3 separate regions of the Homo sapiens genome follow, and regions 2 and 3 are each linked to region 1. The links are chromatin contacts, found by Hi-C or POLR2A ChIA-PET in ENCODE. All regions are on one chromosome and are shown on one strand. The core of a region is the stretch at or near the end of the contact, and the rest is flanking DNA. Distances in the headings are between cores, read along the strand shown.

Region 1 (2,995 bases), core at 359-2,858:
GATAGAATAGGAGGAATGAGAAAGCCAGCAAAAGAAATTCACGTCCCATGTCTTCCATCATCTATATGTCTGACTTGTTTAAGTGGTCCTGGATTCACCAAATTTTATAGAGCTCTGCCTCTGCCTTTATTGGGTAGGCCTGATTTTTGATGATGTCCTTAAAAGGCTAGCCTGATTCTTCTTGTAGTTTTGTAGAACACTTTGTATCGAGAGTTCTCTGATAATGAAAGTGGTATTACAGAATAATCTGCCCCCGAAGGACTCCTGATTTTGTTAAAGTGATACCTTTCTCTGTAAATAAATGATGGCGTGCCACTTAAAAACCTTCAGCAGATTTCTTTTTTTAAACAAAGTCACTCAAGTGGGACAGTAAGATTTTCTCTGAGGCTGGCACTGGTGCCTGCCTCTGCTCCGGGGAATCCAGACGTGGCACCCGGAGTTGGGCCTCATCCATCCTCAGCTTTCATTTGTGACCAAGCCTGACTCAGAATGGGCTGGCAGTTTTCCTGAGTACATGGGAGTTAGGGCAGAGAACATGATGTGGTGCTGGTAGTCAACGCAAGCTGGCACGGCCTCAGCCAGAAGACTGGAGCTAGGAGCAAGCAAAGGTGAGTGGAGGAGGGGATGGGGAAGGCTGAGACTTCCTGGTCTCTATGTTCTGAGCTCAATTCTAGAATAGCCAAAAGGTGGGAGCCTGACTCGGGCTAAGTTAGTCATGCGTTCTGAGCCTTTGACCGTGCTGGGTGAGATGAGGGATGGCTGAGCAGGTTCAGTGAGCAACTTGGTCGAGGTCACCTTGGCTGGCAGAGGAAGGGCACCTGCCCTCCTGTGGAAAAGACGGGAAATGGCTTTCCTGTCACTCCTAGGGTAGCGCTCAATGTGGCAGGCGGGTCTCTGATTGGATGAGCCCGGCACTGAAGCAGTTTCTGTGGTGATGCTGAACCAGACAAGTGTTTATTGCTGCAGCACGAAAAAGAAAAGGTTGCTAGGGGAAGGCAGAGAAGGCAGGAAGTTAAGTGTTATGTTCCCTACAAAATGTTGCTACTGCCAGCCACCACCACCACCCTCCATCCATGCAGATTACAGACAGGGTTTTTGGGGAATACTAGCTGACAACGAAAATACATTTCAAGTATCATTTTACCCTCAATGAATGCTTTTCCTGGACTGCAACTGAAATAAATGTCAGTCACCGGACCTTCTAGCTCCTCAGTTCTTTTAATTAAAAGATAGTTCTAAGCAAGATCCAGTAGTGGTCTATTTATTATTTATCAAGCATTTTCCTTCCAGCAGTTAGTGAAAGGTCACTGGCTTCAACTGAGCTTTGTTTTTGGTGAGCAGCTTAGATGAAAAAGATATACAATCAATCTCTCCTGTTTGCTCATGGGCAGGACACTGTTTAATAGTCATTGTGGCATTTAGGATCGCAGGCCTCTGAAACATGCAGAAAAGTGCATGTGCATCCCTTGCTGCTGAACATTTCTCCAAAAGTAAACATCAGGTTGTGATTATGGTTAATAATGAGATATTGATTATTTGAAAATGTCACCGCCAGGGACTTGTCGGTTTCAGCACCACTAGATGGCGCTGGACTCTCATGCTGTTCAACTACAGTCATTTCGTTTCCTTGCCTCGGGGTACCTTGCCTTTCAAGGTTGAAGAGTGTCCTTGTAAAAATAATGTTGTGGCTGAAATTTAGGAAGCTGAGGTCCTGGGGTGCTACTGGGATGGGGTAGAGATGGGAGGGGACAGGCCACGGGACAAATGACAAAGGCCTGCCGGGGAAGCGGCACTGTTTGCACCATAATAGGAGCTGGAGAGGAAGGAGCTTACTGCGCTGAGCCCCTGGAGACTCTGCCCAGAGCAGTGTTTCCTAACCTTCTCCAGTCAATGACACATCTGCGAATTTGCTGTGGAGGACAGCGGGAGAGAGAACAGTGCAGGCAGGGAGGCAGAGCAGCGGAAAAAACCCAGGCCTTGGAGAACAGACCTGGGTTTGAAACCCTGATCTGTTGCTTTGTCTGGTGACATTAGGGGAGTTAGTGAACCGTCTGAACCTCAATTTCCTTATCTGTAAAACAAGGGTAACAACGTCTACCTCACTAAGTTGCTGTGAGGACTGAATGAGAACGTGAACAAAGTTCTTGGCGAGTACTCCGTCTTTGCTGTCAGTGCCTAGAAGGCTTTCAGCCACTGTCGATTCCCACTGGGTGGGGAGGAATTAACATGCGCTAGATTAACATTGAGAAGAAACGGTATTGTGTCCTCTTTCACCAGCCACTCGTCTAAACACAGCTTTCTCTATCCCCCACCCCCAGTAGTTACTCTGTCCTTTATCTCCTTCCAAACTTCTAGCACCAAGTAAATGAATCAAATTAAAAAACAACTACAACAACAACAACAAAGGAGGAAACTAGAGAACATCTTGGGAACTATCCGCTTTTGGAACTTATCCCATGCTGGTAGGTTTCACTGGAAAATGTGCATTTATTTAGTAACTTCTTGGATTGTGTATGCCTGTGGGCAAGCGTGTGTGTAGAAACCAACATTTTAAATGACACTCAATGACACTCATTCTGTTTCTTCTTTCCTGCTTCCTTTTTTTAAAAATAGGGACAAAGTCTCTCTCTGTCACTCAGGCTGGGGTGCAGTGGTGCAATCATAGCTCACTTCAGTCTCAACCTCCTGGGCTCAAGTGGTCCTCCTGCCTCAGCCTCCCAGGTAGCTAGGGCTACAGGTGCATGCCACTATGCCAAGCTAATTTTTTATTTTTAATTTTTTTGTAGAGATAGGGTCTCTATGCTATGTCGCTCAGGCTGGTCTCAAATTCCTGGCCTCAAGCGACTCTCCCGCCTTGGCCTCCCAAAGTGCTGGGATTATAGGCATGAGCCACCATGCCCGGCCCTTTTCTGCCTCCTTGCTGCCCCTCTACACTCCCCCCAACTGCCTTCCTTTCAGCACACTTTTCTGCTTTCTTTCTCCACCCTCTTTGCCC
Region 2 (2,995 bases), core at 265-2,764, 490 kb after region 1:
CATCACTTACTAGCTCCATGGATCTGAGCCTCTTTGAAGCCTAGTAAGGTAAGAATAATACCTTTCTCAGAGGGCTACTGTGAGGACTAAATGAGACATCATGGAGTTAAGGTAAGCCAACCTAGGGCAAATGGTCAAGAAATGTTAGTCAGTATCACTCAAGGTCAACAAGCTAGGAAGGGCTGGAACCCACACTTGAGCCCAGGTGGGCTGAATTCCAACACCTCTGCTGCCCAGTTTTGGGCAGGCTCACAACTTTATAGCAGTCAGTTCCATTCCCGGTCACTGATGAGCTTCTGAGGGACCGCCACACTGGAGGCCAGGGACCTTGGGGAATCCATCTCAGCTGGGAAAATGGTTTTCCAGGAGGCCATGGCCCAGAATACACCCTAAGCACAGACCATGGGAAGCTGGAAAAGTTTCTGGGAGTCAGGAGACCCAAAGGTCCTCAACTGGTGATGGAGACTCACGGGTGGAGACACAGAAGCAGCCCTACCAATGACTGATCACAGGAAGGCAACAGTTCACCCACTGCAAACGTGCATGAGCATCTTTCCTTGGAGAGAAAATGTCCCAAAGAATGAAAAATGGATATACTGTCATCATGGCAGGGTGTGAAACGAAAGGCTGAGAAGTTAGAAACACCAGGAGCATGGCAAACGGGACTCAACCCCTTGCACACAGACCATCATCCACGACAGCAGGGCAAGTCCGTGCCACAGGGAGGGGGCCCGAGGGAGGGAGGAGCAGCCCAAACCAACGCTGCCAGTTCTTCAACCAGAAGAGAAAGCATCACGCAAGTGGAGGCAGGAGCTGAAGGATGGTCAGTGCAGATCAAACAGAAGACAATGGAAATGGCTTTGACTTTCTTAAGCGTGCATGCAAGAATGAAACACTTGGAAACCGAGTTGGCTTTTAAGACAATCCTGAATCAATCCGTGAGACGATGATCTAAATATGCCGACCCCCTGGAGGCTGCCCAAACGCGAAGCCACCACTCACCCTCTGCTCAGTGAAACCGGGTGGTGCCTCGCGGGCTGCTTGCCTTTCCCAGGAGCTCCTGTGTGATGGACAGTTCTAAGGAATACCCTATAATCTGCATTTATGCCATTTGTCTCTTTGATACAAAAAATACAGATATTTGCGTCATTTATTTTAACGTCCGTGATTTTCTTTTGAAAGCCACAAAGAGAAAGAAAAGTCTGATCCCCTCTCCCCCACCACTTCTTTAGATGCCTGAAAACTTAAGCCTGGCACCCCTGACAAGCCAAATTGATCTGGAAAGCCTCTTCAGAGAGGCCAGTTGCATTAAAAGAACAAATAAAGGACTCTCCTTGCAAAGGAGACAAGGAAGACAAAGGGGAACTCAGGGGTGGGGCCCTTCCCCATCTCGGCAGCCCCTGTAGGTGAAGACAGGGAGGCAGGGCAGTCCCTGCGTGAGCTGCTCATGCCACATTATCTGCTTTGTGGTAGAACTCAAACCACAGCCTTGAATAAAAAGCCATAGCAGGGACCAAAATGAGGAAGAGAGGTTTTCAGCACCAACAAGATGGAGAGGCTGACAGGCAGGCACAGCTCCCCGGGTCAGTGAATTAACACCAGCCCGCTCCTCCAGGCAGAGACCCGGCTACGAGTTATGCAGCCTTCAGGGTCCCCAAGCAACTGGGATGCAACAAGTCTGCGTGGGGCCTGCCAAGCTCCTTATTCTTTATTTATGGTCTCATGGACAGAGACCGCAGAGATTATGGTCTCAGGCAGAGACTGCAGTGAGCCTAGATCGTGCCATTGCACGCCAGCCTTGGGCGACAGAGCAAGACTGTCTCAAAAAATAAAATAAAACAGGCCAGTGCAGTGGTTCATGCCTGTAATCCCAGCACTTCGGGGGGCCAAGGTGGGTGGGTTATTTGAGGTCAGGAGTTCGGGACCAGCCTGGCCAACATGGTGAAACCCCATCTCTACTAAAAATACAGAAATTTAGCTGGGCATAGTGGCGCACACCTGTAATCCCAGCTACTCAGGAGGCTGAGGAGGAGGATTTCCTAAACCCAGGAGGTGGAGGTTGTAGTGAGCCGAGATCACGCCACTGCATTCCAACCTGGGCGACAGAGAGAGACTCTGTCTCAAAAATAAATAAAAAACAAAATAAAACCCATACAAATCTCGTCCTTGGCGGTAAGGTATATTTAAAACGTATCTGTATTTTACATTGAGATGAGAGAACGTTACACACCAATTAAAAATCATGTTTTTACAACCATCTAGTAACACGTGAAAATTATTACTAAGTACTAGTAAATGCAAAAGCACATACACATGCACACAACACAGCGTGATTCTAATTCTGGGTTCTTTTCCAATTCTGTTTTTAAATACGTATGCACACAAAAATGATAATATACCAAAACATTCATTTATTTGCACTTTTCTATATGTTTTGAATCTTCTGTAAGGAGCATGCATTCATTTTCTAATTAAAAAATAAATATGAACAACCTTTCCTTCTGAAAAGCAAGCAGCCGCTGTTTTGGCTTGGCAAAAGACCAATTCATGATGTGAAGAAGGAGCCCCCAGCCCGAGTCACCGTCCAGCTAAGGACTCGACCGTGGTGCCAAGAGCAGCGCTTGTTGCCAAGGTGGTAAACACGACAGGGACAGCCGCCAGGGATTCTCACTGCCCCTGAGACCCAGGCTAGCCAGCGACACAGAGACAACAGCCTTCCCAGAGGAGAGAGCCCAGCCTCTGAGACACCCAGCCGTGAAGGCTAGAGGCCGAGAAAGTGGAGAGAAAATGAGTCTCAGAGACAATCAGATGGTTTTAAAGCTGTGAGTATTCGCATGGACCACACCAATGCCATCAGACAGTGGAAGTAAAATGTAATGACCCCAAAGGGGTTCCTGGGGTCAATCCTAGATTGCAGCATTTGAGAAACATGGGCCACTCTGTGGGGCCGTGGAAAAGAAAACAAGGGTTTTCTTGTCAGGCTGATCAGGGTCAG
Region 3 (2,995 bases), core at 198-2,697, 460 kb after region 1:
AAAAACCACAACATAAAAACAGTGAATGAGGAAAATATGATAAAGTTATAAAGGCAGGTTAGCCAATGATTTGTGTGTGTGTGTGTGTGTGTATACCTGTGTCTCTATATAATTTTTTGCCCTTTTTTTTTTTTGCCATGAAAAAGGACAGAAAAAAATGTACCGAAATGTTCATAGCAGTTATCTCTGAATGGTAAATAGTGGCGTTGGGGGGATTTTTACTTAGTTCTTGCAGTTTTCCAAAATTTTCCCAAGTGTTTGTGATTGGAGGAACATGGCAGAAGCAGTAATCAATGTTCTAAATAAACAAACTGCCCAAGTCTCTCCTTTCTGTAAACGTCTAAGTTGGAGTTAAAAACATTTTTATCACAGACCAATCTCGTAATTTTACCCCATCAACTGGCTGAATGGAATAAACATTACAACCTTGCCATGTTTTGTGGCTGGAGTGGTGTTTTATTCTGTTTTTTAATTAATTAATTTGAGTCACGAGCATTTGAGATGTATCTATTTTACGGGGCTGAAATTTACATTTATCTCCTTTTTAAAAGCCCATTTAGCAAATTAACAAGAAAACAGCAACACTCAGGGAAGATACTGAGCCTACTGCATGCGTCATATATAAAAGAGCGACTATATAATTGACCTTACAGGATTCTCCTGCGGATCAAATCAGATTGTCTTGTAAGGAACTCTGGAAAAAATAAAATGCTATATAAGTCACAGTGAAATATTAACATTAACATTTAAAGTCCAGCTGTTTGGTGACTTCAACACAGGGTTTCTTCACTCTAATAAGGCCATTCATGTCTGAGCACCAGGGATCTGTGCATCCTGACCCTCAGTGCAAAGCTGTATGTGGCTGTGTTGTAGCGCAAGTCTCTGGGTAAAGGGTCCATAACTTTCCCAGCATGATCCCTGGGCCCAGTCAGGTTAGAAACACAGCTCACAGAGGTTAAATCCATCACCTGGTGCTGAGGAGTGTTACCTAGCCATCAAAGCAGGCGTAGCAGAATCTCAACTTAAAACCTAACAGAAACATCTTGTGGTCAACTGGCCATCATTGAATCCCAGGAGTCTCATTCCAGTCTTAGGACTAACTCCTGATAACACCCCCAGACCTGGTCTCTGGGCAGAAAAGAACATGAGAGAGCAACAGAGGCCACAGATGGGACAGCAGCCTTGGGTCAAACACTGGAAGGCAAAAGGCCTTTCCAAAGGGCCCTTTCTTGCTACCAGGACTCTGTGATATTGCAAAACAGAATGGCATTTCTTCTATTTGGAAAGATATACGTAATCCTACTCTTTGCTGATTCACACTGTCCTTTTCCACAATCTAGCTGCATTTGTGAGGTTCTGCCTAAATGTTTAAGATATTTCGATTAAAAACGCAAACAGCAGCAACAATCACAAGACCTTAGGCACCAGGGCAGGCCTGGGCAGGAAAGAACACACAGATTCCCCTTCCACTAACCTCAGCTTTCACGGCTACTCAAACCAATGGCTTGAAATTAACTCACTCAGTTAATCATTCAAACTCATGGGCTGGGCAAATTTTAACGTTTCATTGTTGGTTTACAATTAACCCAGCGACAGTGTTTTAAGGTGTTTGATTTTTAATTAGTCTACTGATTTGCCAGTCTGGTTAACAATCCTTTATCCCTGTGCCCTTTATTCTGTCTTCTATTCTTGTTAAGAAATGAAGAGCAGAGATTACTCTGGCTCTTTTCTCCTGGAAACCACTCCAGACTATGGCCCCTTCCTTTCCCAGGGACACAGGATATGGAGTTAAGAACAGAAGGCATGAGGCCTGAACACCAGGATTCTGTGTGACCTTGGGCAAATTAAGGTAACCTCTCTGTGCCTCTGTTTCTTCATCTATAAAATGGGATGACAGCTTTTACTCACAGGAACAGCGTGACCATTAAATGAGATGAGTCACAAAAAACCCTCAGATCAGCACCTGGCACACATGTGGGCCCTGGGCCCCTCTTTTCCCTTCCTTAGTAGTTCAGAAGCTTTACGATTTCTTAATCTGAACATGTCAGTATCTTCCTTTGCAAAACCAAGAGCAGCTGAGAAAGTGTGTGCCCCATGGAATACTTTCTAGGAACAAAACCAGAATGAATTATTCATCAACAGGAGGGTCCCTTTCCCTGGCAGATTTAAGCATGCCTATTAAGTAAGGTCTGTCCAACCTGCTTTATTCCTAAGAGGACAAACAGGCTCAAAGACTCAAGACCCTTCCCAAGGTCATGCTGCTTAGAATCCAAGGTCCCCGAGCTACAACTGGCTGCCCCTCTCATTATGCTGTATTCTTGCCCCTTTCCCCACTGTAGGTTGATAGATGGTGTAAAGAAGGAATGGTATGTGTCCAGTGACACCTGCTGCCATTCTGGCATAGCTGACAGGGTGGCATAACCCTGGCTTGCTGCAGGACAACTGTGACGTCACTCTCAACAAAAGAACCGAAAATGGTACAAACAGCACCCTGTCATTCCCACCACCAGAGGTAAACAATGCTACCAACCATCAGTAGAGCAAAGCACACCTGGGAACTAGCTTCACCAGTATTTCCATAAACCTCACCAAATGACTCTGAGATGCAGCCTATTTTGGAAATTCCCAGTAGAAAAAAATCTCATGGTGAGGCCAGGGTGACCCTATTTCTGACCCCCACAGACTGGGGAGGAAAAGCTGACACACTGATATTTCAGGCATGCCGTTCCTTCCTTCTAGAATGCTTTTTCCTTCCTTGTCTCTCTGGTAAACTTCTATTCATCCTTCAAAACCGAGGTAAGAAAACCACTTGTCTTGAAAGCCTTCCCTGACAATCTCCTCTCCAGCTCACTCACAAGCACCTGTTATCTACCCCTAGAGCTCTGCCTACCTTAGTACCTAGCATATAACTTCAACTTGCCACTTATCTGCCGATATTCTAATTCTGCGGTTCTGAAAATCTTTGATGTCATGACACCTTTTCCCTCTTAAAACA

Evidence for each region. A loop is a pair of places that touch in the nucleus more often than their neighbours do. ChIA-PET counts read pairs that join two places held with the same protein, here RNA polymerase II (POLR2A). Pooled maps may share reads with other maps.
Region 2: a loop to region 1 is called in a pooled map, with 2.2 times the contacts of the local background. The contact joins two enhancer-like sites. A Hi-C loop is called at or near these places in 2 of 50 pooled maps. POLR2A ChIA-PET finds 5 or more read pairs at or near these places in 2 of 52 experiments (HEK293 and activated naive CD4-positive, alpha-beta T cell).
Region 3: a loop to region 1 is called in a pooled map, with 2.8 times the contacts of the local background. The contact joins two enhancer-like sites. A Hi-C loop is called at or near these places in 2 of 50 pooled maps. POLR2A ChIA-PET finds 5 or more read pairs at or near these places in 2 of 52 experiments (GM10248 and endothelial cell of umbilical vein).

Annotation. Positions count from the first base shown.
Region 1 is chr17:57,832,109-57,835,103 of GRCh38, reverse strand. MRPS23 (mitochondrial ribosomal protein S23) reads left to right here. Exons shown (of 5, transcript NM_016070.4): 5 at 1-323. Among named protein-coding and RNA genes, the nearest start is that of MRPS23, 16 kb to the left of the region's middle. RefSeq lists enhancers at 661-1,161, 1,330-1,840, 1,841-2,352. Within about 2 kb of position 1,608, at least 24 of the 41 ENCODE cell types and tissues checked have a DNase peak (open chromatin) inside an H3K27ac peak, as active enhancers do.
Region 2 is chr17:57,337,235-57,340,229 of GRCh38, reverse strand. All of the region lies in intron 5 of MSI2 (musashi RNA binding protein 2), which reads right to left. Among named protein-coding and RNA genes, the nearest start is that of MSI2, 82 kb to the right of the region's middle. RefSeq lists an enhancer at 1,446-1,595 and a silencer at 1,497-1,664. Within about 2 kb of position 1,514, at least 3 of the 41 ENCODE cell types and tissues checked have a DNase peak (open chromatin) inside an H3K27ac peak, as active enhancers do.
Region 3 is chr17:57,368,648-57,371,642 of GRCh38, reverse strand. The region is part of intron 5 of MSI2 (musashi RNA binding protein 2); the gene reads right to left. Among named protein-coding and RNA genes, the nearest start is that of MSI2, 110 kb to the right of the region's middle. Within about 2 kb of position 1,447, at least 6 of the 41 ENCODE cell types and tissues checked have a DNase peak (open chromatin) inside an H3K27ac peak, as active enhancers do.